Linked DNA regions of Homo sapiens: region 1 is linked to region 2. A link is a loop called in an ENCODE intact Hi-C map of the cell type or tissue named here. Cell type or tissue: GM12878. All regions are shown on one strand. Links, peaks and the distances in the headings refer to the core of each region. The heading gives the core; the rest is flanking DNA. Region 1 has its middle 30 kb from the start of FAM95C. Region 2 overlaps LOC105376041 (a long non-coding RNA gene).

Region 1 (15,959 bases), core at 3,774-11,773, 71 kb before region 2:
GGGTAAGTAACAGAGCCTGGTTATAATCCTAGTGAATTTGAGTAGTTTTAAATAAACACCTTATGGAAGTTTCTTTCTGGCATCCATGGTTTCTGATGTCACGGGAATTGTCCTCATATAGAGAATAGAGCATTTCTCTTTGGTTTTTTCGAGTTTTCGGAAATCTGGTCATGGTGTATCTGGACATGGATTCATTTGGACACGACCCCTTAGTGGTTATCTTATCTCCTTGAATTTATGTATTTCACCATGTTTGTGATGTTTTTTGCCATTATTTGTTCAAAAATGTTTTCAGTCAGTCCTGTCCTTTTTTTTTTTTTTTTTTTTTGAGACGGAGTTTTCCTCTGTCGCCCAGGTTGGAGTGCAGTGGCATGATCTCAGCTCACTGCAACCTCTGCCTCCCGGGATCAAGTGATTCTCCTGCCTCAGCCTCCCAAGTAGCTGGGATTACAGTCACCTGCCACCATGCCTGGCTAATTTTTGTATTTTAGTAGAGACGGGATTTCACCATGTTGGCCAGGCTGGTCTCAAACTCCTGACCTCAAGCGATCCACCTGCCTCGGCCTTCCAAAGTACTGGGATTACAGGCATGAGCCACTGCGCCCGGCAGGTACTCCTTTCTTTTCTCCGTCTGGGAGCCAATCATTTGAAAGTTAGACCTTTTGTTATTTTCCCACAGGTCTCTGAGACTACATTCACTTTTCTCCATTGTGTTTTGTCTCCTCTATTCTAACAGGACAATTTCTATTAAACTTGTCTTCAAGATCCCTGATCTTTCCTCTGTCATCTCCATTCTCTTGAGTCTGTCCAGTGCAATTTATTTCTATTATTTTTTTCACTTCTAAAATTTTCATTTAGTTCTTCCTGGTATCTTTCATTTCTTTGCCATGAATTCGTATTTTCCCCTTGTTCCAAGTATGCCTGTAATTGCTTGTTGGAGCACTGTTGTGATAGCTACTTTAAAATCCTCATCACGTAATACCAACATCTGTCTCATCTCAGTGTTGGGACCTAAAGATTGTATTTTCTTGTGCAAGTTTATTGTTTTATAGTCCTTGGTATAATGAATAGCTTTGGACTGTATCCTGAATGTGCTGAGTATTATCATACATCACGAGACTGGATACTCTTCACACCTGCTATTTCAACAGAGAGTCCTCAGACAACAACAGAGAGTGCTTAGGTCCATAATACAGCTCAGTGCACTTTTTGGGCTGTGGTTCAGCTCTCCCTTGATCTTTAAATGCTTTGCAGTGATGCTCATGCTTTCCCCACTTGCCTGCTTCCCAGAGCCTCATCTCACACCTGTGTGAGTTCAGACCAGTGCTAAATTCTCACACATTCTGCTGTGTTGTTTCTGGTCCCTTTCAGACACAGACTGCTCAGATTTCTGCCCAGAAATTCACGCACACATCGTGGAATTGTCCTCAGTTTTCAGGAGTCAGCTCAAATATCACCCACTCAGAGAGGTTTTCCCCAGGCCCTTGTCTAAAGTTGATTCTTCTAGTCCTTTCCATTGCTTCATATAATATTTTCATATTTATCACAACTTTGTTCTATGTTTCCTTACTTGTTACTAGTCTATCTTTTCACTCCCCCCCAATAAAATATTAACTACGTAGAGATAGGGATTTTTTAAACTAATTATTCAGGACCTAACACAATGCTGGACAAATATGCATATATTTCAAGAAATTTGTACAATATCTGCACTACAGTAACTGCTCTGTATACATTACCTTGTTCAGCACAGTTTTTCTAATGCTAAGTATACAATTTTAAATTTTCATTTTAACTTTCTTTTCTCCGAAGAAAATTTATTCATATTAACTAAATATTTAAAATCACTCTTGATGGATATATAACATTCTATTATAACTAATATTTTAGTGATATAACACGTAAGCCCTTGAACCACAGATTTATTGAGCAAATATTTAATAGGCTTTAAATCTAGCTGGGACTATTTTGGGTAATTAAAGAGACATATAAGACTCCTTTCTTTGCTGGGTGCAGTGGCTCATGACTGTAATCCCAGCACTTTGGGAGGCTGAGGCAGGCGGATCACTTGAGGTCAGGAGTTTGAGACCAGCCTAGCCAACATGGTGAAACCCCGTCTCTACTAAAAAGACAAAAAAATTAGCTGGGTGTGGTGGCGAGCACTTATAATCCCAGCTACTGTGGAGGCTGAGGCAGGAGAATCACTTGAACCCAGGAAGAGGAGGTTGCAGTGAGCCACTGCACTCCAGCCTGGGCAATGGAGGGAAACTCTATCTCAAAAAAAAAAAAAAAGAAAGAAAAGGAAAGACTCCTTTCTTCAAATAGCTTACATTCTAGTTGAGGGAAGGCGTTAATAAGTAAACAAATCAATAAATAGATTAACGAGGTAATCCAGTGCATAACAATTGATGTGGGAAATTAGAGTAAGGATACGGAGAGTGACTAGGGAGGTGGATTATTGGGTACTTGAGTCAAAGATGAGTTTCAGGAGAGAAAAATCAGACATGTCAGAAGTCCAGGAAAGGACCTTTCAGAAACTAGTCTCTCAGCAGCACACCTTCTTTTGTTCAAGAAAGGGCAGGAAGCACAGTGTCGCTAGAGTGCAGGAGCAGAACAGAGGAAGGAGAGGGGTGGCGCGACCAGGCTTTGTTTTGGTCAAGGAATCTCTTGTATTCTAATTGAAACTGGAAGCCCTTGGTGACATTTGATGCATGTCACGGTACTTCATTTTTATTGCTGTGTAGTATTCTGTTGTATGAATACCCCAATATGCATATACCTGTTCTAGATTTGATAGGCATTTGATAATTCTGGGGTTTGGGCTATTGTGAACAACTCCACTGTGAACATTATTGTTCATGACTCTTGGACATAAGTACCCACTTCCTTTCAGTGTATGCCTAAGAGTGATTTGCTAGGTCATAAGATGTGCACGTATGTGTGTATATTTTTGTGTGGGTTTATCTTTAGTAGGAACTGCCAAAATATTTTTTAAGTGACTCAAACAATTTATCCTTTTACCAACAATGTAAGACAGTTCCAGTTGATCCAAATTCTTGCTAAACTCAGCATTTTAGGCCTTTTAAATTTGAGACATTATGGTAGGTGTATAGTGGCATTATTGTTTTATTTATATTTATCAGGTGACTAAGGATGTTGAGGACTTTTTTATACGATTAGGATATCCTCTTTTGTGAAATAGATTTTCAAGTATTTTGTCTATTTTTTTTTGGGTATCTTGTCTTTTTAAATTGATTTCTAGGAGTTCTTTATATATTTTGGATATTAGTATCATCGAATATATGTATTACACGTATCTTCTCTCTGTTTCTGGATTCCTTTTACAAAATATAATTATAGTAAAATCTGCATTCTGTGAAAAGTAAGTTCATAATATACATTCCAGTGTGTTTTGATAAATATTTACATCCATTCAAAATATAGAAAAGTTCCATTACTACAGAAATTTCCTTTGTGTCCCTGTCAGTCACCATGCAAAAAATCATACTGCTGTTGCGATTTCTATGACCGTGTATTTGACTGTTCTTGAACTTTATATATAAATGAAGTCATACACGGTATGTACTTGAGTATTCTGGCCTATTTTTTCGGCATAGTATTTCTGGTAGTCAGTCATGCTATTGCATGTATCACAATGTGTTTTTTTTTTTTTTTTGGTCACCTGCATGTAAAGTAAATGTATTCTTTTATTGGTGAGTAGGATTCCATTGTAGGAATATGCCACAGTCACTTTATTCATTATCCCTTGATGAATTTATGGTTTATTTCCAGTTTTGCTTATTACTAAGAGCAACTATAAATATTCTAGTACAAGAATTTTTATGATTTTTTTTCACTTTGCTGTGAGGAATTACCTAAAGGAATTACCTAAGTGGAATTGCTCTATTGTGAATTAAGTGTGTGTTAAAGAAACTGTAAAAAGTTTTCTAAGTGGCTGTGTGACCCTCCTCCAGGCAGGACTTTAGAGTTCCAGTTGTTCCACGTCATCTCCAGCGTGCTGGGTTCTCAGGCCTTCATCTCAGCCTTTCTAGTGGGTGTGTGGTGCTTTCTCATTGCACTGGGGACTTTGACTGCATTTTTTGCTGTTTGACTCCTGACAGCTTTTCAGCCTCACCCTTCCCTCTTCCCCCTGTGCCCCACATGTGGGCAGACAAGAAATGCTGCTACTCCTTTCCTTTGGTGCCCACGGAAAGGAGATTCAGCCCATGCAAGTCCTTGCCCTCATGTGAGGCCTCTCATCCCAGACCACCCCTAACCACAGTAAAATCCCGGGGCAGTCTCTTTTTCTTGCTCCTTCAAGTCATTTTGGATCTGCTGGAGAGGACTGCCCTGGGCTCCCCAGAGAATTCAGTTATGTCGGCAGTGAACATTTTTGTATCTCCTGGTGTTTGTGGCATTGTCAGTCTCAACATCTGGGCCAAATTTTGAGTGGAGGTCCCTCCTGCTTTTTCGGGGTGACCATGGCACTCACTGTGGTTTAATATGTTTCCCTGATGATTGGTACCATTGGGCACTTTTCCATACACTTCCATTCCTGTGTGAAGATCTGTTCAAGCCATTTTCCCATTTATTTGGGTTTCCTGTCTTTTTTAAATTTAAAAATATTTGTTAATTCAGTCAAAATAACAATAAATCACATTTACAAAAATTACCTTTTTTAATGAAAAAAACTATATTTCCCAAAACAGAAATTGCATTGACAAGTTGTGTTATTTTACATTCTTACACATCTCCTAAATGTCTGTTTCAATGGAAAATAGTTGACTTCTCATATCTACTTCTGCATTCATTACTATTATTATTAACATTTGAGACAGAGTATCACCCTTCACCCAGGCTGGAGTGCAGTGGTGCCTCCTCGGTTCACTGCAACACCTGCCTCCCGGGTTCAAGTGATTCTCGTGCCTCAGCCTCCCGAGTAGCTGGGATTACAGGTGTGGGCCACTATGCCCAGCTAAGTTTTTATATTTTAGTAGAGATGGGGTTTCACCGTGTTGGCCAGGCTGTTCTCGAACTCCTGGCCTCAAAGTGATCTACCCACTTCAGCCTCCCAAAGTGCTGGGATTACAGGCATGAGCCACTGCGCCTGGCCTATTATGTTTTGACATGTGGTTTTGATTGAGGTATATGAAGAAAATCTCACTTCACATAGACCTTTAGTTGGAAAATGGAGTTTAACAGACTTTCCTGAGGATTTCCCTCTCGGATGCCAGACCAAACTCAACAAGTGATAGTTTTTGAAAGTCAGTTGCAATGTGGAATCTGAAATCTTGTCAGTGAACTTTTTGTATACTTGTACATTAATATCCATTGATTATCTTGCACTTTGGCTCTATTTTCCGTGACAAATTTGAAAATATTTTATTACTGAACTATGCAGAATTTCCAAATATTGACATTTCATACACTATCCATAAATCACATTCATTCATTTCACCACCGATCTCCTTAGAAACATTAAGTAATCAGAACTTTTGAAGCTCACCTTCTGAATACTTAATGATTCCAAAGTTTTCCAAAGTTCTAATTTTTGCTTGAAAACATGAATTCTGTTACTGGCAACAGTAATGGACTTGCATCCTTCATTTTCAAGACAGCTTCTGCTAACTATTCTAGTCTGAAAAATCAGTTTGTCCACCCATCATTCTTTCAAGCCAAATGCTGTTCCATGCAGCTGGTCCTGCGCAGCCTCCCGAGCGCTGTGCCTTGAGACAACCATCATGCAACAACACGGAACAGCAATGCTTTGTGGACTCCATGCATTTCATCACTCAGAATACCAAAGAGGCATTTTTTTATAGGGGCAGGATGAAGAAGATTAATAAAGTTAACTATATTTAGTGCCTCGTTTTCAGGACATTCTTTTTTTTTTGAGATGGAATCTTGCTCTGTCACCCAGGCTGGAGTGCAGTGGCGCGATCTTGGCTCACTGCAACCTCTGCCTCCCGGGTTCAAGCAATTCTCTGCCTCAGCCACCCCAGCAGCTGCGATTACAGGTGTCTGCCACCACGCCCGGCTAATTTTTGTATTTTTAGTAGAGATGGGGTTTCACCATCTTGTCCAGGCTGGTCTTGAACTCCTGACCTTGTGATCCACCCGCCTCAGCCTCTCAAAGTGCTAAGATTACAGGCGTGAGCCACCGTGCCCAGCCGTCCAGGACATTCTTAAGGGAAATTGCCTTTTTTTCTTTTAACCCCCAGTGTGTGGCAGGGAAGAATGCTACCACTACTAATTTGGTGCTGGTTCCCCTGCCTTGATCTGTGCCCTAGTGCCAGCCATTTTCTGTCATGGCTTTTGCACCCACAGTGCAAATATAAACAAAGTTGTTCCAGAAGAACCATGAGATTCAATAAAGTTATTCAACTCTGAATATTTATCACCACTTACATTTGTTGCTGAGCATTCACATTTAAAAAAATCCTTTGAAGAGTAGTGGGTGCTGATACAAGTCCAGCCAGGTCTGTAGATTTGCTCATTTGTTCGGTGAAAGTCAAATTCTATAAACAAGATACCAGCTCAAACCATATGTTTGCAGTTGAGTCTTTAACTTGATGAGTCAGAGTAACATCGGAAGTGGCACTGCCCTGATTTTGCCTGATGTTTCACCCAGTCGGCATTCAGCAGTGTCAGCTACTCAAGAGAAACTGTGCACATTAAATATGTGCAGTTCCTTGTGTATCAATTGTAACTCAATCATGCTGTGAAAAATAAATTTTAAGAAGAGTTTTTACTGTTTCTGCTTCTGTGTGAGCTTCTCCAGCCAAAGCACTATGATAATTTACCCTGTAAGAGACTTCAGTGACTTTCATTTCAAGTTAGAAAAACTGGAACAATTTTTCGCTTTTGAAGAGCTCATAGTACATACATTTAAAATGTTCCATTTTTGTCTTTAAACACTGAATGATTAGTCTCAAATGTTACCTGACTTTTTTAAGTGATAATTTATTTTTTGATTCTTGATACAAATTATTTAACAAATATCAGGCCAGGCACAGTGGCTCATGCCTGTAATCCCAGCACTTTGGAAGGCCGAGGTGGGCGGATCACCTGAGGATGGGAGTTCGAGACTAGCCTGACCAATATGGAGAAACCCCGTCTCTACTAAAAATACAAAAAAAATTAGCCAGGCATGGTGGCACAAGTCCGTAATCCCAGCTACTCGGGAGGCTGAGGCAGGAGAATCGCTTGAACCCAGGAGGCAGAGGTTGTGGTGAGCCGAGATCATGCCATTGCACTCCAGCTTGGGCAACAAGAGCAAAACTCCGTCTAAAAAACAAACAAACAAACAAACAAAAAACTATATATATATGTGTGTGTATATATATATATCAGTATTGCAGCTACAGTGTATTCTTTATCTCTGTTACTTGCATTTTTATTTTCTTCTTTTAAAATTTATTTTATTTTATGCTTTTAGAGATGAGGTCTTTCTATGTTGCCAAGCTGGTCTTAAACTCCTGGGGTCAAGTAATCCTCCCACTTTGGCCTCCCAAAGTGCTGAGATTACAGATGTGAGCCACCACACCTGGCCCATTTTTATTTTCTTCATGGTGCTTTTGCCTTTAGATGAACAGAAGATTTTTAAATTTTCATCAAGTCCTATTTATAATTTTTGAGCAGTTAGTGCTCTTTTAATGTTATGAAGCTATTTCCCTTCTACCTTTTAGAAGTGCTTAAATTATGTTGGGCCTAAAGCTACCTCTTTTTGTATTTTAAATTTGAATCAAAAGGTCTCTCCATACATAGTGAACTGGAACAGGTTGTAACCTACTCTTGTGCCAAAGGCTGCCAGCTGTTCAAACCACGTTCAAATAAGGCACATGCCAAACTGTAACCAGTCCAATTCTGTATCTCTCTTTTGTTTTCTGTAGATCACTTTCTTTATTCTGTCCATAAATCCTCTCCCACCATGCAGCAGCAAGGGAGTCGGTTCAGGGGCTGCCTGATTTGCAAATCGTTCTTTGCACAGTTAAATTCTGTTCAAATTAATTTGCCTGAAGTTTTTCTTCCAACAAAACTTAAAAGACATATGTTTTATGCTTAGGTCTCTAATCAATCTCTAATTTTAAGTATGGTATGAAGCAGTAGTTCAGGTCCATTTCTTTCTGTAAGTTTATTCAGTTTCCCCAGAAAAATTATTGATAAGAATCTTATTTCCCCCATTCAATTGCCTTACTACTTTTAACAAAAAACAGCCAACTATGTATGTGTGAGTCTGTGGATTCTCTCTTCTGTCCCATTTTTCCATTTGTCGGCTTTGCATGAGCAGACAACTATCACACTGTTGGGATTACTGAAGCTATCCTAAGTTTTTGAATCTTTATATAAATGTTAGGACCGATGTCTTAATTTGTACAAAAATGCGTGTTGGGATTTTGATGAGAAATTACATTGAATCTATAGATCGACCTTGTGCAAATTGAAATTTTAACGATATCCAGTACCTGATCTTTGTAAATAGTGTATCCTTCCATTGATTTGTTGTTGTTGTTGTTGTTGTTATTTTTTTGAGACAGAGTTTCACTCTTGTCCCCCAGACTGCAGTGCAATGACGTGATGTTGGCTCACTGCAACCTCTGCCTCCCGGGTTCACGCGATTCTCCTGCCTCAGCCTCCTGAGTAGCTGAGATTACAGGCGCCCGCCACCATGCCCGCCTAATTTTTGTATTTTTAGTAGAGACGGGGTTTCACCATGTTGGCCAGACTGGTCTCGAACTCCTGACCTCAAGTGATCCACCTGCCTCGGCCTCCCAAATTGCTGGGATTACAGGCGTGAGCCACCGCACCCACCATTTTGTGGTCTTTATCTGAGAAATGTTTGTAGTTTTCAGTGTATGTGTTTTGCATGTTATTTGTTAAATTTATTCCTAAGTGTTTTATACTTTCAATGCTATTTATTTCATTTTGCAAATGGGTGTTGCTTTTTTTTTTTTTTTGAGACGGAGTCCTGCTCTGTCGCCCAGGCTGGAGTGCAGTGACGCAATCTCGGCTCACTGCAAGCTCCGCCTCGCGGGTTCCGCCATTCTCCTGCCTCAGCCTCCCAAGCAGCTGGGACTACAGGCGCCCGCCAGCACACCCGGCTAATTTTTTGTATTTTTAGTAGAGACGGGGTTTCAGCGTGTTAGCCAGGACGGTCTCACTCTCCTGACCTTGTGATCCGCCCGCCTCGGCCTCCCAAAGTGCTGGGATTACAGGCGTGAGTCACCACACCTGGCTGGCTGTTGCTCTTTAATAAAACACAATTGATTTTATATGCAGAACTTTTATACTCCAAACTTGTTTAATTCATTCACTAGTTCGTGTAGATTTTTGTAGATTTCTTTGTTTTTCATATACACAGTCAAGCTATCTGCAAATGCAGATGGTCTTCTTACTTTCTAAACTATCTTAGTATTTTATTTCATCTTTTTTCCTCATTGCACTGGCTAGGAGCTCCAATACAATGTGGAATAGAAGCATTGGGAATAGAAATCCTCCTCCTGTTGCCAATTTTAGGAAGGACATATACAATAATTCATTATTAATTATAATATTAGCTGCACTGGGTTTCTTTGCAGACTTTTAAAAATCATATTGGGGAAATGTATTTGCTTGAAAGTTTATTATCATTAATGGGTATTGAATCTCATCAAATGTTTCTTTGTACAACAGTTCAGTTGAGCATGTACTTTTTCTCCTTTATTCTATAAATGTGATTAATTCTTTGGATTTATTTTTAAATACTAAAGCAACATTGCATTCCTGGGATAAATCCCCCTTGGTCATGATATACCTTTATATATCTTTTACCTTTTGCATATGTTTATGTCTTTGATGGTGATGATGGTTTCTGGATGTATACTTACCCAAACTCATCAGGATGTATATGTTAAATATATACTGCTTTTTATATGTCAATTTTGCCTCAATAAAGTGGCTTAAATATTTTTTCTTTTTTTTTTGAGATGGAGTACCGCTCTGTTGCCAGGCTGGAGTGCAATGGCACGATCTCAGTGTACTGCAACCTCTGCCTCCCAGGTTCGAGCGATTCTCCTGCCTCAGCCTCCCGAGTAGCTGGGACAACAGGCACGCACCACCACACTCAGCTAATTTTTGTATTTTTAGTAGAGATGGGGTTTCACCATGTTGGCCAGGATGGTCTTGATTCCTTGACCTCGTGATCTACCCACGTTGGCCTCCCAAAGTGCTGGGATTACAGGCATGAGCCACCATGCCCAGCCAAATTTTTTTAATTAAAAAAAGCCCACATGAAATATCTTATGTGAGCACAACAGTATTATAATAAATTAGAAATCGTTATATTATACCTTTTATATATCTCTATATTTATTTTCTCTATACTTATACCTTTTATATATCTCTATATTTAGAGATTATACCTTTTACATATCTATTTATTTATTTTATTATTATTATTATTTTTGAGACAGAGTCTCGCACTGTCGTCCAGGCTGGAGTGCAGTGGTGCGATCTCAGCTCACTGCAACCTCCGCCTCCCGGGTTCAAGCCATTCTCCTGCCTCAGCCTCCCAAGTAGCTGGGACTACAGGCGCGCACCACCATGCCCAGCTAATTTTTGTACTTTTAGTAGAGACGGAGTTTCACAGTGTTGGCCAAGATGGTCTCGATCTCTTGACCTGATCTGCCTGCCTCAGCCTCCCAAAGTGCTGGGATTACAGGCATGAGCCACTGGCGCCCGGCCCTTCTATATTTATTTTAAACATTTTATATATCTCTATATTTATTTTCATATATTTTATATTATATATGATCTCTATATTTTCATATATTTTATTATATATGATATTGGTATATTTATTTCCATATATTTTATTAAAAATTTTTGCATCTCTTGTTCTTGAAGAATATTGGTCTCTATATTTACTTTGTGTAATGTATTGGTACCAAAGTTACACTGGTCACTTAAGTTAGAAAGTATCCATTCTTTATTTCTAAAAATACTTTTACAAAATTGATATTTCTTTCTTAAATGCTTCAAGAATTCACTAGTGAATTCACTATTGTCTTGAAGTTTTCTTTTTGGAAAGGTTTTTCATTATGAACTCTCTTTAACATATATAGAGCTACTTAGCTTTCTCTTCTATGTCAGGTTAATGAATTGTGGCTTTCAAGAAATTTATTTTATCAGTTATTTAATATATTGGCATAAAGTTACTCATAATATCTTATTATAATTTTTAATATCTCTGGGAATTGCACTTATGCCCCATTTTATTCCAGGTATTAATAATTTGTGCTTTATTTTTAGGGATTTATTCACTTTAATTTCTTTTTAAATGTTCAAATTTTTGTTTTAATTTTCTCTATTTTTTTCCTGTTTTACTGACTTCTTTTCCTTTCTTTACTAGTGCATTACTTCTATTTATTTTTAGTTTATTTCTTCTTTTTCTAGCATCTTAAGTGAATCATTAAGTTTAATAATTTATTGTTTAAGCATTTTTCATTCAGTACTTCCTTAGATAGATCTCCTATTTTTTGGCATTTGTTTTCATAATTGTTTAGTTCAATAAGTTTCCTGATGTCCATTGTAATTTCTTCTAGTAACCATGGATTATTTAGAAGTGTGTAATTTAATTGTAATGTTTGGTGATTTTTCTCAGTACCTGATTTCTAACTTATTTATTTATTAATCTGTCTATTTATTTTTGAAACAGAGTCTTGCTCTGTCATCCAGGCTGGAGTGCAGTGGCACGACCTCGGCTCACTGCAACCTCCACCTCCTGGGTTCAAGCAATTCTCCTGCCTTAACCTCCTGAGTAGCTGGGATTACAGGCGCCTGCCACCACACCCAGCTAATTTTTGTATTTTTAGTAGAGATGGGATTTCGCCATGATGGCCAGGCTGGTCTCAACACCTGACCTCAGTGATGCACCTGTCTTGGCCTCCCAAAGTACTGTGATTACAGGTGTGAGCCACCGCACCTGGCCCTGATTTCTAATTTATCATAATACTATTGTGCTCACATAAGATATTTCATATGGGTTTTTGTAATTAAAAAAATTAAGCCACTTTATTGAGGCATCATTGACATATAAAAAGCAATACATATTTAATGTATACATCCTGATGAGTTTGGATAAATATACATCCAGAAACCATCATCACCCTCAAAGACATAAATATATCCATCACCTCCCAAATTTCCTCCCACCTCCTTTATTCTTATTTGTTTTTGTATGGCTTTAATATTTTAAAGTATATTGAAATTTATTTTTATTTCCCAGAACTCTGCCATTTTTACTCTGCCATTTTGTGGTGTAATACTCTATAAATGTCAGTTCAGTCAATTTGACTTGTTCAGATCTTTTACATTCTTACAGTTTTTTTAGTATTTCATTAATTACTGAGATAATGGCATTGAAACATCCAACTATGATGTGTGTTGATACAGGTTTTTATTTAGTTCTGACAGATATTGCTCACCGCATTTTGAAGCTGCTACAGATAAATGCACATTTAGAACTGCTGTGACTTTTTGATGAATTGACAGTTTTATCATTAGGAAGTCTCTTTCTCTGGCATTTCCGGTTTCTTCAAGTATATTTTATTTGAAATGAATATAGTCACACAAGCTTTACTATGTTTAGTGTTGTGCATATCTGTGTCTATCTATTCGAATTGTATATGTTTTAGTACATATGTAGGTCTTGATTTATATTTATAATGTCTGTATTTTATTTATTTAGTTTATTTACATATAGTATAATTACTAATATAGTTTAGTTTAAATCTATCATCTTACTATTCATTTTCTCTTTGCTCCATCTGATCATGTCCCAGGAATTCATGTCCACTCATGTCTTTTGCTTAGTTTTTATTTTTTGGTAAGATTTTCTTCACTGTTTTTAAAAGCATATAGACACACACACACACACACACACACACACACACACATACCTGATGTTAACCAATTATCTATGAACAGGTTACTAATGTTTTTCAGATTTATTATATGCATTTTGACTTACGTTATTTTCATCATGCAAAAGTTCTTTAGGTCAATTTTTAACAACCCCTTTCTTATTTTATATGAACTTTTTATCCTGGAAACATTACCCTTGACACTAGTTAACAAGTAATTCTCACATATTTTCTTCTAACCGTCTCTTGCATAATTCCAGATAACTACATAAAGAGCTTTCTAATTTTTAAACACATGAAATTGTTGGCCAGGCGCAGTGGCTCACACCTGTAATCCTGGCACTTAGGGAGGCTGAGATGGGTGAATCACCTGAGGTGAAGAGTTCGAGACCAGCCTGGCTCTCATGGTGAAACCCCGTCTCTACTAAAAATACAAAAATTAGCTGGATTTGGTGGCACATGCCTGTAATCCCAGCTACTTGGGAGGCGGAGGCAGAAGAATTGCTTGAACCGAGGAGGCAGAGGTTGCACTGAGCTGAGATCATGCCACTGCACTCCAGCCTGGGCAACAGAGCAAGACTTTGTCTCCAAAAAATAAAAATAAAAATAAATAAATAAATACGTGAAATTGTATTGTTTCATTTATTGATACACTCTGTGTACTCAACCCATAATTAATGGGTTGCTCTAGTCTTTTGCTACTACAGAAAATGAATGAATATTCATTCATTGCAGTGAAAAGTTTATTACAGTGAATAACTTTTTAAATAAAAATTTTACACATATACAAGTATACTTAGAGGATAAATTTGTGATTATGAAACAGCTGACTGAAATGGTAAGAGAAAATGTACCTTTTGTAGGAAATGTTATGAAAGTACCTTTTACCCAACGACTCTACCAACGGAAATGAATAACTACCTTTTTTTAAGAAATCAGTCTTACTATGTTGCCCATACATTTTTTAATTAAAATTTTAATCTTAGTCATTCTAATTGTCAAAGAAATGGAATTGAAGTTTTGATTTGCATTTATCCCATTATAAATATGTATGAAAATATGTTCATCTAAGAGTCATTGTATTTTCTTTTTCTGTGAACTGTAACCTCATACCCTTTGCACATTGTTTTCTGTTGGGTTTTTGTTTTATATCTTGATCATTTTTAGAACCCGAAAATATTGAAATTCGCCCTTTGTATCTGGTAAGAGTTGCAGATTTTCCATTTTTCTCTGACCATTTATCATTTGAATTTGTTCATTGTGTTTCTTCTACTTAGGAATGAAGTTCACTAATGAATATTCTAGTGCCAGAACATTTCAGCTAATTAACAGAGGAGAAATAGTATGATTAGAAAATCACTACTTTGTAACTCTAATGAGGACTATGTCTAGGCAACGAACATCAATGGATACCAAGTATTTAACAGGTTGATGAGGAACCTGTATAACGGATGACTCAGGCTGATAATACTTGGACCCAATAATCAATTTTGATATCACTAAACAGACATTGTGCTTTCTGTTTTGATGCAAAGGGAAGTACACAGTACTATAGTGAAATATTCTCAATAAAACAAAAATGAAATATATCAAATCTGTAGATACAGTTAAAAGTTCATGCAAAATATAGAGGATGGAGATACAAGTAAAGTGAAACCATGAGGAAACCGTCTGTCAAATCCAGATTATGAAAAATTTGGTAGGCCAGGCACAATGGTTCATCCCTGCAATCCCAGCAGTTTGGGAAGCTAAGGCGGGAGGATTGCTGGAGCCAGGAGTTCAAGAGCAGCTTGGGCAACATAGTGAGACCCTCTCTCTACAAAAAATTTAAAATCTAGCCAGATGTGGTTGCTGACACCTGTAGTCCCAGCTACTTGGGAGGCTGAGGAGGGAGGATCACCTGAGGTTACAGTGAGCTATGATCTCACCACTGTACTCCAGTCTGGGTGACACAGCAAAACCCTGTTCTAAAAAATGAAAAACTAAAAAATAGAAAAGAGGAAAAATCTATAGTAATAGTGACATGATCTCTTCAATTTTTAAACATAATAACAAAAAAGGTGGGGGGCAGCCCTCTCAGAGGAATAAGTAGCAGATTTATTGTTTCACCATCAACAATTGTCAAAGGGGAAGAAAATAAACAACTGTGTCCAGGTTTTGAAAAACAGACAGTACAGACTACAGTTCCTTTTATTTATTTATTTTCTTTCTTTCCTTTATTTATTTATTGGAGACAGAATCTTGCCCTTTGGCCCAGGCTGGAGTACAGTGGCTCCATCACAGCTCACCGTAGCCTTGACCTCCCAGGTCCGAACAATCTTCTCACCTCAGCCTCCTGAGTAGCTGGGACTACAGGCACACGCCACCACATGTGGCTACTTTTTGTAGAGACAGAATCTCACTATGTTGGCCAGGCTGAATGACTATAATTCTCAAGTGAAGGGAACAGAGCCATGAGCCAGGAAATGGAGCCCAAACGTAGAGCAGAGATCTTGCTGGGTGATGAAACCTATCAGATGTTGGGGCTTTTGAAGTGGCTGGATTTTATGTGGAAAGTCACCAGAGAGGAAAGAGTGGGGCAGGAAAGGAGCCCCAGGATTGCATGCAGGTCATGTGATGTCCTGGTTGTACACTAAGCTGAACTTGCACAAGGACACAAGGCAAGACCCTGAGAGCCCAGAGAGGATAAATAAAGGGCTGGAGCAAAAGGGAGAGGGGCACTTGGGGGCTGAATGGAGAACTCTAGATTGCACTGCTCCCAGATAGAGTTCAAGCAGTCAGAACAGAGATCATGCATGACTCTTTCTTTATATTTCCCATTGTTACGGTGTTTGTTCTTGTGTATAGTGTGAGAAACTGATCCGACTTTTTCAAATGGCTATGCCATTGGAAAAATAAATGGCTACATCATTTACTTAAAAAGTCCCCTTTTTAGCCCAGTGATTTGAGATATGAACTTTTTATGATTTACTAATTTTCCATAATATTTGGATTTTATTTGTGTGCTTGATTTTAGTTCTATCTCATTCATCTATTTGTTTACTCGTGGGCCATTAT
Region 2 (15,959 bases), core at 2,666-10,665:
AGAACACAATATCTAGCAAAACTCTCATCCTTCAGAAATGAGAGAGAAATAAAGACCTTCCCAGACAAGCAAAAACTGGGGGGATTTATTACCACTAGACCAGCCTTACCAGAAATGCTTAAAGGAGTGCTGCAACTGGAAGCTAAAAATCAATAACCAGTAGAGGTACATTCATAATCAAACTGATACTACCCCAGTGTTATAATGGTGCTATGTAAATCTTTCATTGCTTTAGTATGAAAAGTAAAAGTCAAAATGGTCAATAAGAGCTACAATTAGTGGCTAAGGAACATGCAATAAAGATATAAATTAAGGCAATGAAAATATAAATTGTGGAAGGAGAACAATAGTATGGAGCATTTTTATGCAACCAAAGTTAAATTATTATCAGCTTAAAGTTGTCTATTATAACTACAAGACTCTGTGTTAGCCCCATAATAACTACAAAAAAAAGAAATTAAAACAGACACACAAACAAGAAAAAGAAAGTAAACAATGCTTAATACCACAGAAAACCACTGAACCAAAGGTAAGCAGTAAGAGAGGAAGAAAAAAGAATCTACCAAACAGCCAGAAAACAATCAAATGGCAGGAGTACATCCTACTTATCAATAATAACCGTGAATATAAATGGATTAAATTCTCCAATTTAAAGTGAGCTCCTGAATGGATTTAAAAACAAGACCCAACTATATGCTCCCTACAAGAGACTAGCCTCACTGGTAGACAAGCATAGACTGAAAGTAAAGGAATGGAAAAAGATATTTCATGCAAACAGATACCAAAAGTGAGCAGGAGTACTCATACTCCTGAAAGGATAAAAGAGCTAGACATTTTATCAGATAAAATAGATTTTAAGTAAAAAACTATAAAAAGCAACAAAGGAGGTCATTATCTAATGACAAAGGAATCAATCCAACAAGTGGATTAACAACTGTAAATACATATACACTCAACACTGAAGCACCCTAATATATGATGAATATATAATATTATGAATACTATATCATGAAGCACCCTAACATAAATGAATATTATTAGCTCTAAAAGGAGAGACAGATTGTTAATACAATAACAGTAGGGTACTTCAGCATCCCCCTTTCAACAACGGACAGATCATCTAGACAGCAAATCATGAAAGAAACATTAGACTTAGGCCAGGCATGGTGGCTTATGCCTATAATCCCAATGCTTTGGCAGTCCAATGCAGGAGGATCACTTGAGGCCAGGAGTTCAAGATTAGCCTGGGCAACATAGCAAGACTCCTTCTCTATAAAAATTTTTAAAAGTTAGTTGATCTCGGTGGCACATGCCCTGTCTCTATAAAACAAACAAACAAAAAACAACAACAAACAAACAAAAAACAAGAAACAGCAGACTTAAACTGCTCATAGTCCAAATGGACTTAACAGACGTACAGAACATTCCACCCAGCACTGCAGAATACACATTCTTCTCAACTGCACATGGAACATTCTCCAGGATAGATCATGTATTAGGCCACAGAATAGGTCTTAACAAATGCAAGATGCTGAAATCATTTCAAGAATTTTTTTATTGACCACAATGGTATAAAAACTAGAAATCAATAACAGAAGGAACACTACAACAGAAGTACAAATGTATGGAAATTAAACAACATGCTCCCAAATAACCACTAGGTCAATGAAGAAATTAAAGAGGGAATTTTAAAATTTATTGAGGAAAAATAAGAGTGGAAACACATTGTATCAAAACCAATGGGACACAGCAAAAGCAGTTCTAAGGGGGAAGTGTACAGCCATAAATACCTACATCAAAAAAGAAGAAAGATTTCCAATAACCTAATGACACACCTCAAGGAACTAGAAAAACAGAAACAAACCAAACCCCAAATTGTTAGAAATAAGTAAGTAATAAAGTCGAGGTCAGAAATAAATGAAACAAGGCCAAGAAAAGCAATTTTTACTTCATTTATTTTTTATTTTTTTATTTTTTTTGAGATGGAGTCTTGCTCTGTCACCCAGGCTGGAGTGCAGTGGTGTGATCTCAGCTCACTGCAACCTCTGCCTTCCAGGTTCAAGTGATCCTCATGCCTCAGCCTCCCCAGTAGCTGGAATTATAGGCTTCCACCACCATGCCCAACTAATTTTTGTATTTTTAGTACAGACAGGGTTTCACCATGTTGCCCAGGCTGGTCTCCAACTCCTGACCTCAGGTGATCCACCTGCCTCAGCTTCCCAATGTGATGGGATTACAGGCATGAGCCACCACACCAGGCCAAAAAAAAAGCCATTTTTAAAAACTTAGCAAAAAAGAGTTCTTTTTTCTGAAAAGATAAAATCAACAAACCTTTAGCTAGACTAACAACAAAGAGAGAAGATGCAAATAAAGTCAGAGATGAAAAAGGATACATTACAACTGACATCACAGAAATACAAAGGATCATAAGAGACTCATGAATCACAACTATAAGCAAACAAATTTGAAAACATAAAAGAAAAGGATAAATGCCTAGACACATATAACACCTGAAGGTTAAATTATGAAGAAATAGAAAACCTGAATAGAGAAAAACAAGTGAGAAAATTGAATCAGTAATAAAAAGTCTTTCATCACAAAAAGTCCTTGAGCCAATGGCTCTGCTGCTAAATTCCATCAGACATTTAAAGAATAGCTAATATCAATTCTTCTCAAACTATTCCAGAAAATTGAGGAAAGGGGAATAGTTCCAAATGCATTTTACAAGGCCAGCATTATGCTGATTCCAAAACCAGATGAGGGCACACAATAGAACAAAACTACAGGCCAATATCTCTGATAAACATAGATGCAAAAATTCTCAACAAGGTATTGACAAACCAAATTCAATAGCACATTAAAAATATCATTCACTATCATCAAGTGAGGTTCATCCCAGGGATGCAAAGATAGTTCAATAAATGCATTTCAATACATGTGATACACCACATTAACAGAAAGAAAGACGAAAACCACATGATCACTTCATTAAATGCTGAAAAAGCATTTGACAAAATTCAGTATCCCTTCAAAATAAAAACTCTCAACAAAGTAGGCATAGAATACATGTACCTCGATCCAATAAAGGCCATGTATGACAAACCCACAGCTAACATAATACTGAATGGGGGAAAGCTGAAAGATTTTTCTCTAAGTTCAGGAATAAGACAAGGATGCCCACTTTCACCACTTCTATTCAACATAGTACTGGAAGTCCTGACCAGAATAATTAAGCAAGAAAAAAAAATAAAAGGCATTCATATTGGAAATGAGGAAGTCAAATCGTTTCTATTTGCAGATGACATAATCTTATATCTAGAAAGTCTTAAAGACTTGACAAAAAACTATTAGAACTAGGAAATGAATTCAATAAGGTGTCAGAAGGCCAAATCAAAATATAAAAATATCATTGCTATACAAGGAAGGAAGGAAGGAAGGAAAGAAGGAGGGGGGGAGGGAGGGAAGGGAGGGAGTGAGGGAGGGAGGGAAGGGAGGGAGGGAGGGAGAGAGGGAAGAAGGGAGGGACTGATGGATGGAGGGAGGGAGGGAAGGAACGGAAGGAAGGAAAAAAGAAAGAAAGAAAAAACAAACAAACAAAAAACCCCCTAGGAATAAACTTAACCAAAGAGGTGAAAGATCTCTACACTGGAAACTATAAAACATTGATAAAAGAAATTAAAGAGGACACAAATAAATAGAAAGATGGTCCATGTTCATACACTGAAAGAATTAATGTTGTTAAAATAGCTATAAAATACCCAAAGCAATCTATAGATTTAATGCAATCCCTATCAAAACACCAATAATATTCTTCACAGAAATGTAAAAAACAATTCTAACATGTATATGGAATCACAAAAATCTCCAAATAGCCAAAGCAATCCTGAATAAACCTGGAGGCATCACACTATTTGACTTTAAAATATACTATTAATACAAAGCTATACTAACCCAAACAGCATGGTATTGGCATAAAAAGAGGCATGTAGAACAATGGCACAGAACAGAGAGCCCAGAAATGAATTCATAAATCTACAACTAACTGATTTTTCACAAAGGTGCCATGAACACACATTGGGGAAAGGACACTCTTTTCAATAAATGGGGCTGGAAAAATTGGATATCCAAATGCAGAAAAATGAGACACCCCCACTACCTCTCACCACATACAAAAATCAAATCAAAATGGATTAAAGACTTAAATGTAAAACTTAAAACTACGAAACTATGAGAACATCAGGGAAATGCTTGATGATATTTGGGCTGGGCAAGGATTTTTAAAGTAAGCCCTCAAAAGCACAGGCAACAAAAGCAAAAATGACAAACGGGATTATACCAAATAAAAAGCTTTTGTGCAGTGAAGGAAAGAGCTGACAGAGTGACAAGACAACCTACAGAATGGGATAAAAGATTTGCAAACTATCTGACAAGGAGTTAATACCCAGAATATATAAGCAACTTAAACAACTCAACAGCACAACTAGTTATTTAACCCAACTAAAAAATGGGCTAAAGACCTTAATAGCCATTTCTCAAAAGAAGACATACAAATGGCCAACATGAAAAATTTCAACATCACTAATCATTAGGGAAAATGCAAATCAAAACCACAATGAGATACCACCTCACTACAGTTAGAATGGCTATTCAAAAAGACAAAACAAGTGTTGGTGAGGATGTGAAGAAAAGGCAACATTTACACACTTTTGGTGGGAATGTAAATTAGTACAGCCATTATGGAAAACAGTATAGAAGTTCCTCAAAAAAATTGAAACTAGAACTACCATATAATCCAGCAACCCCCAGTATGGGTATTTATCCAAAGAAAATGAAATCAGTATATCAAAGAGGTATTTGCACTCCCATGTTTACTGCAGCACTATTCACAATAGCCAAGGTACAGAATCAACCCATGTGTTCAACAACAAATGAATGGATAAAGAAATTGTGGTGCATACACAGTGGAATACTATTGAGCCATAAAAAAGAATGCAATCCTATCATTTGCAACAACATGCACGAGCCCGGAGGACATTATGTTAAGTGAAATAAGCCAGACACAGAAAGACAAATACCAAATGATCTTACTCAGATGCAGAATCTTTTAAAAAGGTGATACAGAAGTAGAACAGTAGTTACCAAAAACCAGGGAGGGAATGGGAGAAGGAAGAATGGGGAGAAGTTGGTGAATGGGTATGAAGTGATAATTAAATAAGATTAATAAATTCTGGTGTTCTATTGCACAGTAGGGTAACTCTAGCTAACAGTAAGGTATTGTATACTACAAAATAGCTGAAGCAGAGGTTTTTAATGTTCTCAACATAAATAAATGATAAATGTGTAAGACAATAGGTATACTAACTATCCAGATTTGATCATTGTACAGCACATGCATAAACCAAAACATCAAATTGTGTTCCGTAAATATGTAGAATTACAATGTGTCAATTAAATTTTTATTTTAAAGGATAAATACAATGAGGGTCAATCTGAAGAGTGACATACACCTACATGCTGCATCTAGAACACAGTTATCTATATTCCTCCCTCCATTCTCCAACATGTGCCACTGATCGTCTTTGCCGGCAGGGGCGGGGTGGCGTCTCCCACATCCTTCTGCTTTTTTTGGTCCTAACATGATCACTCTGTAGTAGTAAGTTAAACCTATGATAGTAGCTTTCACTGATTGGTGTCACTTTATTGTGTCCCTATGTCCCAGGTACTCTGCTATTTTATATTACCTAACTCAACCTTTACTAGAATCTTACGAGGTAGGTTGTATCAGCCCCTTTTTAAAATGAGGAACTGAAGCCAGGCGAGGTGTGATGATTTACCCAGGAGGAAGCAAGTGTGGGAGTCAGGCTCCCCTTCACGTCCCCTTCCTCTGTCCCAGTCCTTGGCTCACTCAGGTGGCTTCTTGGAGCTCCAGAGTTTCCTGGCTTTCCAGGCTGTGGCCAACTCACCTCTCACCTCAGAGACCAGTCCAGTGCCTGCCAAACAGGCTCAGGGAATGGTGATTAATTCCATGGGACTCTCTGCCAGGGAACTGAGGCCCAGAGAGCAGAGATCAGAAGCATCAGCTGCCCAGGACTTTTGAGGTCCCTCATTGTGCTCATTGAGCAGGGCGCTGACCACCTTGTGGGCACAGAAGAAACGGTTCCCACTTCTCAGTGCAGAGTGGGTTAGGGAAGGAGGAAGGGGTGTGTGCAGAGTGCGTGTGAGTGTGCATCCATGTGATGCCTTCTGCAATGCAGCCATGTGTACTTTGGGATGTCTGATTCTGCACCAGCCCTGCCCTGCCTTTGTGAATCCCATGAATCCCCTAGTTCATTCCCCAGAATCCTGCCTTGGAGGTCTGAGGTAGATGTAGAGGTGGTGAGGCTGGCTTGTGCCAAATTGGAAGAACCAATTGTCATGCTCTAAGGAATTCTGCAAGCCAGTTGTGAAGCACCACCATTGTTTTTAAAAATTAAATTATATAAACCTATAATTAAATAAGTTATACTAAAAACAAAGATAAAAAAAGACTCAAAACTCATCTCTTCAAGCTGGGCACAGTGGTGGGCACCGATAGTCCCAGATACTCGGGAGGCTGAGGCAGGACGATTTCTTGAGCCCAGGAGTTTGACACCAGCCTGGGCAACACAGTGAGACCCTGTCTCTAAACAACAAAACGCATCACTTCCCTATTGTTTTGCTACCTTTTACTATCATCTATGCTCTTGGGATTATTTACATCTATTGCATCTGTATCATGTAAACACTGTTATGATGTGCTGTTGTGCATCGCTTTCCAACTCCATATTCAGTGACATCACCTCGCTTGACATCAGCCATGGTGGGAGCGTTTATATCATGGCAATAGGCAAACACTACAAAATCAGGGCTTGATTTATTGTTTTGTAGATTGCCTGTAAAGTGACAGAGAAAATGTTAATAATGCAGATTTAAAAACATGTTTGTAGCTATTACAGAGTGCATAGCAGAAATAATTGAGAAAATATTCTTCCAGAATTCAAAAACGTTTACCCCACTCAGCAAAGTAGCTCCTGACAATCAACAAACAAGTCCTGACTTACATCTAGTCTTTGTTGTTTCCCATTTGTCTTACTCCTTAACATAAATAAAAATATCAACCAATAATCATGTCGAAACTATGTTTACTCAGCAATTGCAATCATAGCTTGGCTACAGATGAATTCAGCAGAAATTAAGGAAAGCACTCTATGAGAATTAATTGGCTGAATGGAATTTGCAATAAAGATATTGTACATGTTTTATTTGTCAATTATGTAAAATGTATTATATCAGTATAATTTATAATAAGCTTATATATACATATGCATACTTTTTCAAGAGCCAGTTCTGATACATTTCCCAGCATACCACTGGGCACAAGTGACCTCGGCTCTGGCATTTCCTAAAATAATGAAGATGTCAGAGTTTCTAGGACCAAGGTCAACATTAACTATGCTTTAGAGGAAAGACAACAAGGGTAAATAAAAGAACTCAAGAGAAAGCCAGTGCCCCACCCTATGCTCTTCTCTCTATGCTCTGCATTGCACAAATCCTTTTTCCCTACTTTGTAAAATGAGGACATTGGACCAGACAAAATTTTTTAACTACCAGTCACAATTGTATGTGTTACATATATAACACACGACTCATAGTTACAATTATGACCCAGTTGAGATGCGTGTGTGCACACATGCATGTTTAACAAATTTCTGTGCATGCATGTTTAATGACTTTTCACAAAACAATACCCTTATCATGCTCAGTGCCCTTTGGTAGTCCTAATTTGGTTCAAGTCATTTGTACTCTGTCCCACTCATTTTGTACAATGCTGGTCATAAACACTAAATTGATTTTACAACCCACAAATGGGTTGCAACCAAGTGTTTGGAAAAAGAAAACACAAACAAACTTGACTATCAGATGATGCTAGGGGGCCGTCTGTCCATGAAGGCCTCTGACGCATTCTGCAAATATGTGTCTTCACACTGCAGGATCCTGAACACCCGCGACCTGCTCAGATGTGTAAACAGCAAATGAGGTCAGGTGGAAACTTTAGCTCAGACCTTATCGCCTCTCTGGGCCCTCCTCCTCGCTCCTCCCTGACCCAAAGTCATTCCCTCCTCCCTCCCACTTCTCCTCTCCCAGCCCCACTGAACTTGGCTGAGGGTCCTCTCTAGCACTCATCACATCTTCTTCATGCTATAGGGACGCCTTTCACATCTCATCTCTCGCTTTCCAGTTGTGAGGTTTTCAAAAGCTAGAAACACGTTTTATTCAACTGTGAATTCCAGCCGTCCCTTACCCAACCCCTACCCTGAGCTTCTGGACTTCAGACAAGGTACATAATAAATCCAAGTAAGTGCTTGCTGAATGAATGAGTGAGTGAAGGAAGGAAGGAAGGAAGGAAGGAGAGAATGCAGGAAGGGCAGGTGCCAGGGAGACATACACTCTGCACTGTGTGTACTTGGCCTGCATATGGCTGAGCTGTCTCCTGGCCCCTCATCCACTCGAAGTAGTGGAATCACAGACTAGCACCCACCCACGGGAAGTGTGAATGCCTCTGCACTCTCTGTCACTCTCCCTCCCCACAGGGCAGCCCTGAAGCTCCATTTGGGCACTGTCAGGGGTAGGAACCCTGTACCTCCCAGGCCGACCCTGCCATCTTGCTAAGTGAGCCAGGCTCAGTGGAAAAGCGTGGGCTTTGGAGCCAGGAAGACCATGAGAGTGAGTCCCAGCTCCACCACGCGCCAGCTGTGTGACTGTGGGCAAGCTGTGCCCCTCTCTGGGTCTTACTCTTCTCATCCTGAAAATGGATCCAGTGTCCCCCTTCCAGGGCTCTGTGTGGATGAGATACTATGAGAGTCGAGTGCCTGGCCTCATGCCCAAAGAGCAGTGCTTCTTTTCTCAATCTTTTCCCCGCTTTTGGACAGCTCTGACAAAAGAAAGGTGTTTTTCCTTTCACAGAACTGAAAGGGGACTGCCAGTGGTTGCGTTTCTACCCCCTCGGAGCCTGGACCCTGTCTGCTCCTCTGTCCCCAGAGCATCTGGTAAACAGTGGCGACCTCTCCCATTCCCCACAGGCTCTGCCTTCCATCCCCCAGCCCCAGTCCAGTGCCATGCATGGCTGTGCTCAGCCGAGCTGGCATCCCTGGCCTTCTGCTAGGGCTGAAAGTGCCAAGGACTCCACTACCTTTGGGCCCCTGACCGTGCAGTGAATTGCAGTCCCCACCTGGTTAACCAGGAGCCAGAGCGGCTGCCCATGCCTGGCCCCATGACCAATCTTACCCTTCCCTACTGCAGAAAGACTGACCCAAAGCCCAGCACCTTTGCCTAGCATGGGCCAGGTGCCCTCCTGAGCCACCGACCTCCTTTGAAGCCCTCATGTGAAGAGGCCCAGTCAGGAAAATCCACTTTGAGTCCATCCCAGCTCTGCTGCTAAGCACTGTGGCTCCTTAGGCTCAGGGGCCCCATAGGTCTCTGTTTGCTCACTTCTGAATTGAGGGGATGGGATGGACTGCTTGGGACACGGCCCAGTTTCACAGCCACCTGTCTACTGTTTGGAGCTAACTTTTCATAGGCCTGTGTACCCCACTGGATGGGGAGCTCTTCGAGGGCAGAGGCCCTTCTCATTTAGCTCCCTGTACCCAGCTCCTGCCCATACCTCTGGCAACAGTTGGCACTCACTCATGTTTCCTAAACGGGTGGATGGAAAGCTAACATCCCTCGAGGGTCTACTATGTGCCAAGCTTTGTTTTAAACATTTAGTATGTTTACCACCTCGTTTCATCCTCACAACAGCCCTATGGGAAAGGTACATTATCACCCCATTTCACAGATGAGGAAACTGAGGCACTGAAAGATCTAGAATGTTGTCCAAACTTACACAGCTAGCAAGTTGGGGAGCCAGGCATTGAATGCTAACAATCTGGATGATCGTAAAAGAACTCTCTGACTGCCGAGTTTTGATTTCAATATAATTTTCAGCTCCTATGGCCAGGGCAGTCTGGGCTCTCTCAGAATCAAGATGAGAGAATGGCAGGGGCTTGTGTAGGTTTGAGAACAAACTTCTGTATCAGATCACTTGTACACCACTTTAAGAATTCCCTGGAGAAAGCAGAATTCTTTTCAAAAATGAAATCCAGGCAGGGTGGTGGCTCGAGCCTATAATCCCAGCACTTTGGGAGGCTGACGGGGGAGGATCGCTTGAGCCTAGGAGTTCGAGACCAACCAAGGAAACACAAGGAGACCCCCATCTCTACAAAAAATAAAAGGCTTAGCTGGGCTTAGAGGTGCATGTCTATGGTCCCAGCTATTCAGGAGGCTGAGGTGGGGGGATCACCTGGGCCAGGGAGACCAAGGCTGCAGTGAGCTGTGATTGCACCACTGCACTCCAGCCTGGGTGACGAGTGAGGCTCTGTCTCAAACAAAAACACAAAAATGAAAACTGTGATGAAATAATAGGCTGCCTAGGAGAGGAGGAGGGGATGGGGGAGTATCAATGAAACAAGATTGGCCATGTGTTGACAGTTGTTGAAGCTGGCAGTTCATGATACTATTCCCTTTTCTTTTGCATGGGTTTGCATATTTCCATAATAAAAAGCTTAAATTTTTAAAATAAAATAAGAGGAAGTCCATGACTACCATAAACCCACATAAGTTTGCTGACTGTCTTTCTGGTTGTTTCCCGGTTTCTCCTTTTCCCCTGCAGGCCTGCCTCTGACAGCACCTCAGAGTGTCACATGCGGCCCCGCTGCCTTTCTCTCTTTGTGTGTTGGCTTGTCTCTATGTCTGCCACTTTCTGTGACCTTCTGAGAATCAAGGAAAAGTTCTGCAATCAAGCCCACACATAAACATCCCATTTTTATTTCATTTTCTCCCAGAGCCTCTCTCTTTCTTCTCTGTATGTCCAAATCTCTGTTCTCGTTGTGTTTGCCTTGACTTCTCCATTCATTTTGACCTTGCTGTATGGCTGGCTAGGAATGGTCAGCTCTGGCTGGTACCCCGGACATTAGAAAATGTGCATGGAGGGTATTTTCATGCATGTCTGAAAAGTTCAGAGAGTGCTACCACAAAAAAAATTGGTTGTTGAAGAAGACAAAAACTTTTCTTTTCTACCTCCTTTCTTTCTTAACTGTCTAATAAAGCCATACTCTTTTTCATTTCTTTTCACTTAATAAAAATAACAATAATAATAGCCATTGTTTATTGAATGTGTGCTGTGTGCTGGGCATTTGGATAAGGTTCTTATAGTTATTGTCTCATTTAACCCTTCACAACCTGTGTAACATGTATTCCCACTTCACGGATGAGAAAACTGAGGCTTCAGAGAGGTTAAGTAAAAGCCCAAAGTCACTTAGCTAGAGGCTGGCAGAGCTGGAGTTTGAACCCTTCTTATATTTTCCAAAGAGGAAACATATTCAGGCACTACAATGACATTAAGACATTGATAAAGGTTTCATGTCTGGGGTCCTTAGTGGGGACAGTGACACCCCTCCCCCACCCCTCACTGGTAGACAAATCTGAACTACATGCTCAGGCTGGGCCCTGCCCTGTGAGAAGGACCCTGACCAGCTGAACCATACCCAGGAAGAGGACCGTGATGGAGAGGGGGCCCTGAGAAGGATGGGTAGAAGCTCTCAGGGGCATGGTGCTGACTTCAAAGGAACATCAAGGGTCCAAGGGGCACAGCTGGCACCAAAAGGTAAGCCACATGCTCTGGGTCCATCCTGGACTTTCCCTCTAATTCCAGACCACAAGGCCAATTGTCAGCCTCCTGGTTATCTGTCTCTGGATGTCCCATGGGCACCCCAGTCGAACATGCCCCATCTGAACACCCCAACTTCCTGCTCCTCCCCTGGCATCCTCATCTCAGGAGTGGCACCACCCCCAACCCATTCATCCAAGTCAGGGACCCAAAGTCATCCTCCACTCCTTCCTCTCCAATCCCTGCCAAATCCAGACACATCTCTCCAACCTGACAGCCACCACCTTCGTCTAGGCCACTGTCCCCTTTGTCTGGACTATCTCAGTAGCCTCCTGCTTGGGCTCCTACCTCCTAACCATTTTCCATCCTGTGACCAGAGGGATCTTCCTAAAAATCCTCCTCTTAGCCTTTCCCTTCTCCCAGCCCAAGGGGCCAGCTGGAGACAGGGAGGAAAGGAAAAATGCTCTCAGACCTTCCAGTTCCAGTCTTTGCCCACCTCTGGCTGCCTCCTGTGCTCCCTGTCCACTGGTCTTGCAAGCCGTCCCTCTGGTCTGTTTCCAGCCTCAGGTCTTTTCCATCCACTGCACTCAGGCTCCCTCCTTCTTCCCGTGGGTGGGATTCTGGGAATCTCCTTTCCCAAGTGACTCTTATTATCCCTGTTGGTGTTTTCTTTTTTTTTTAAATTTTATTATTATTATTATACTTTAAGTTTTAGGGTACATGTGCACAACATGCAGGTTTGTTACATATGTATACATGTGCCACGTTGGTGTGCTGCACCCATTAACTCATCATTTACATTAGGTATATCTCCTAATGCTATTCCTCCCCACTCCCCGCACCCCACAACAGTCCCCAGAGTGTGATATTCCCCTTCCTGTGTCCATGTGTTCTCATTGTTCAGTTCCCACCTATGAGTGAGAACATGCGGTGTTTGGTTTTTTGTCCTTGTGATAGTTTGCTGAGAATGATGGTTTCCAGTTTCATCCATGTCCCTACAAAGGACATGAACTCATCATTTTTTATGGCTGCACAGTATTCCGTGGTGTATATGTGCCACATTTTCTTAATCCAGTCTATCATTGTTGGACATTTAGGTTGGTTCCAAGTCTTTGCTATTGTGAATAGTGCCGCTGTAAACATACGTGTACATGTGTCTTTATAGCAGCATGATTTATAATCCTTTGGGTCTATACCCAGTAATGGGATGGCTGGGTCAAATGGTATTTCTAGTTCTAGATCCCTGAGGAATCGCCACACTGACTTCCACAATGGTTGAACTAGTTTACAGTCCCACCCCTGTTGGTGTTTTCTTGGCTCATTTCCCTCTTTGATCCCCCACAGTTCAAAACAGATATTGTGACGCCAGAAGTGATGGTTGGATTTTTTGTTATATTTTGGAGTAGGCTTTCAGTTCTTGGATCTAAAACATTTGAAGGTTAGAATAAGAATTCTTAATTCCTGCCATCGGGGCAAGACTTTACAGATCTCGAATCCTTTCACATTCTTGTTCTCATATGATCTTCACAAAGCTGTGGTTTAGGTAAGGCAGGGGGTATCACCCCTGATTCAGAGATGAGGAAACTCCAGGATTTGAACCCAGGCCCCCTAACAACACATCTGGGCTCTGCCCACTCCACTCTGTCTCTGAACTGAAGATGAAAGGAAATCTATTCGCTGACCAAGTAACCTATCTATGTCATTTCCTCCATGCCAGCCTGTCTACAAATTAGCTAAAACATGCCTTTCTCCTGGTTTTCATTAAACACCAGCATCAAAGAAGACAGTTGCTAGGAACATGCCGCTATCCAGCATGACTTGTCTCAGATCTGCCTCTTAAAGCTTACCTGGTGTTTTTGGGAAGCATCTTGGAGCAAGGGTACCACGTGCAGCCCTGGTGGGCAACGCGTTGGCAAAGGAGGCTTCTCTCAATTGTTCTTCAGGCTCCTCTGGGCTCTTGGATGTCACTGCTTCTGATGAGCTGATGTTCTGCCCAGTTCTCGTCACAGCACTGAAAAACTCAGAGAAAAGGCAAACTTCCAGCAAATATTTACCTAAGAAATGAAAGCAAGCAGGCAGCCCACTTCCTCATTCCAGAACACTGCTGACTATTCAGCTCTTCCTCCCCTTCTCATGCTGCAAATGTAGGACTTACACTCCTATTTCCTCTCTCCTGGGCTCTTGTGGACCCTTTCAAGCTCCTGCTGTGGGCACCATCCCCCTGAGCTGTCAGAGCTTCGCCCAGCAGCCATGGCCCCTTTGGTTAGCTGTAAAAATTATTACCGGAAATAAACTAGGACTCTGCCTTAAGGCAACACACTAGGACCACGGGCTTCCAGATTCTCTTGGAAACAAAGCAGCCCATTCGCGAGGAGAACAGGCCGGAGACAAGTTCAGAACTGAATTCCAACCACATGGCAGGACACGCTAGCTGTCCACCAGGTGTTCCTGCTCCCTTTCTATAAAGTAAGGATCTTTTCATCCCAGGCCATACTTCCCAGCCACCCCAGCATCTAGGGACAGACATGGACTAGGTCTCACCCATGGAGTGTGAGCCAAAGTGATGTGTGTCACTTCTAGGCCAAGATGGCCAAGGAACAAGCGTGTCTTTCCCACCTTCTCCTTCCCCATCTGTTGGTTGGACTCTAAGGCTCTGAAGGATATAGAATCACAGGATGGAAGGCATCTGGGTCCATGAATCACCCTGCAGACAAAACTGTCCTCTACACAGGCTGTCCTCTCACAGACTAGTGCATGAGCAAGAAGCAAAGTTCTATTGTAATAAGCGGGTGAAGAGTGGGGCTTATTTGTTTTAGCAGCTGGTGTTACCATAGCAGACACAGCACAGAATGTAGAGGACTTGCAAGCACCACATGGTCCATCCTTTATTTTAAGGATAAAGCTTCATTTTGATGTAATTACCTCTTTAAATGTCCTATCTCCAAATACAGTTACATTCTAAGGTACTGAGAGTTAGGGCTTCAACACAGGAATTCGGGAGGGAGATACAGTTCAGTCCATAACACCCCTGATTGAATCAGCCATGGCGGAGTAGGAGACAGTCATGGAGGCAGTAAATAGACACCATAACTGACAAACCCAGGCCATTTGTGTTTGCCAACCCTGACCTCTTCACTCCTGCCTGGAGTGGCTCCTCCCACCTCTACTGATCGGCATCACTCTTGTTCATTAAATCCTGCCTCAAGCAGAATCTGCATGAAGTATCTTCTGATCTGCCGTGATGCAATATTCTGTCTGGACTTGGCCTACATCCTTTTATGTCATAAGTTTATTTGTTCATTTAACACATACTTACGGAGAAATAGTCAGGTGCAGTGGTTCCAAGTGTGGACTTGAGGGCCAACTCCATCATTTACCAGCTGTGTAACTTCAAGCAAGTTTCATTGTTAACCTCCCTGAGCCTCAGTTTTATCTAAGATAAGCTATGACCACCTTATGGACAGTGGGGCTGAAATGAGCTAGTAGATATAAAATACTTAGCAGGGTACCTGACAGACAGTAAGCACTCAGTGAACATTGGCTATCATTGGGAGCCGACTATGTGCCAGGTACTGAGCACACAGTCACAAAGTCACAGCCCCCTTCTAGGCCAGAGTGGCTTGGAAGCCACAGCTAGATCTGATTCAGCATGATATCTGGGATACAGGGGAGGCCCCATACATACTTATTCTCAAAATGAAAATGATGAAAGAAAAAAGAGAATGAGAAATACAAAGATTGAGTACAACATACCTCTTTTGCTGAATGTCTAAAAGCAAAGAATCACTGTAAATGCATTTCCTCTGAAACCAGGCTGTCTCCTTCACTGATAGAAGCAGTTCTTGGTACATCTTCGTCACATGGTTCATAAAAAAGAATTGCAAAGCTCTTCTCCTTCTAGGCACACAGAGATGCTCTCTTCCAGGAGTGCCCATCCAAAACGTGCTTCCTGGCTCCACTTCCCAGACTTCAAATGGATATTTTAAATTCTTGGATGATTGTGGCAAGTTTCCTCATAATCTTACAATTCCTCTCTTCATACCATTAAGGAAGAGTCATTATTGAGTTGTCACCAACCACTCTGGGGACACTGGGAAGGCAGCCATCTTAAAGTGGGGGAAAATAAAAAGCTAAGACATTGGCTTTAAAATGCTTAAATTCTGGACATTGGTTTTAAAATGCTTAAATTCCGGAAAATTTGGTTCATAGTAGTAAAGATTTACTTCTGAGGGGCTGT

Evidence for each region. Hi-C counts contacts between places; a loop is a spot of excess contacts. Peaks named below come from ENCODE experiments on the same cell type or tissue, not always from the same donor. Only the 100,000 strongest peaks of a DNase experiment are listed, where the experiment ranks them.
Region 1: it touches region 2 in a loop (3.0-fold over the local background); 4 of 110 quality-filtered maps call a loop at or near these places.

What each region holds. Positions count from the first base shown.
Region 1 is chr9:38,507,108-38,523,066 of GRCh38, reverse strand. No RefSeq gene overlaps it. Among named protein-coding and RNA genes, the nearest start is that of FAM95C, 30 kb to the left of the region's middle. In GM12878, for the core only: no CTCF peak of the experiment used is centred there; no DNase peak of the experiment used is centred there.
Region 2 is chr9:38,435,463-38,451,421 of GRCh38, reverse strand. It overlaps LOC105376041 (a long non-coding RNA gene), which reads right to left. Exons shown (of 8, transcript XR_007061487.1): 3 at 15,476-15,828; 4 at 13,570-13,733. Among named protein-coding and RNA genes, the nearest start is that of IGFBPL1, 19 kb to the right of the region's middle. RefSeq lists an enhancer at 7,936-8,230. In GM12878, for the core only: no CTCF peak of the experiment used is centred there; a DNase peak (open chromatin) is centred at 5,810.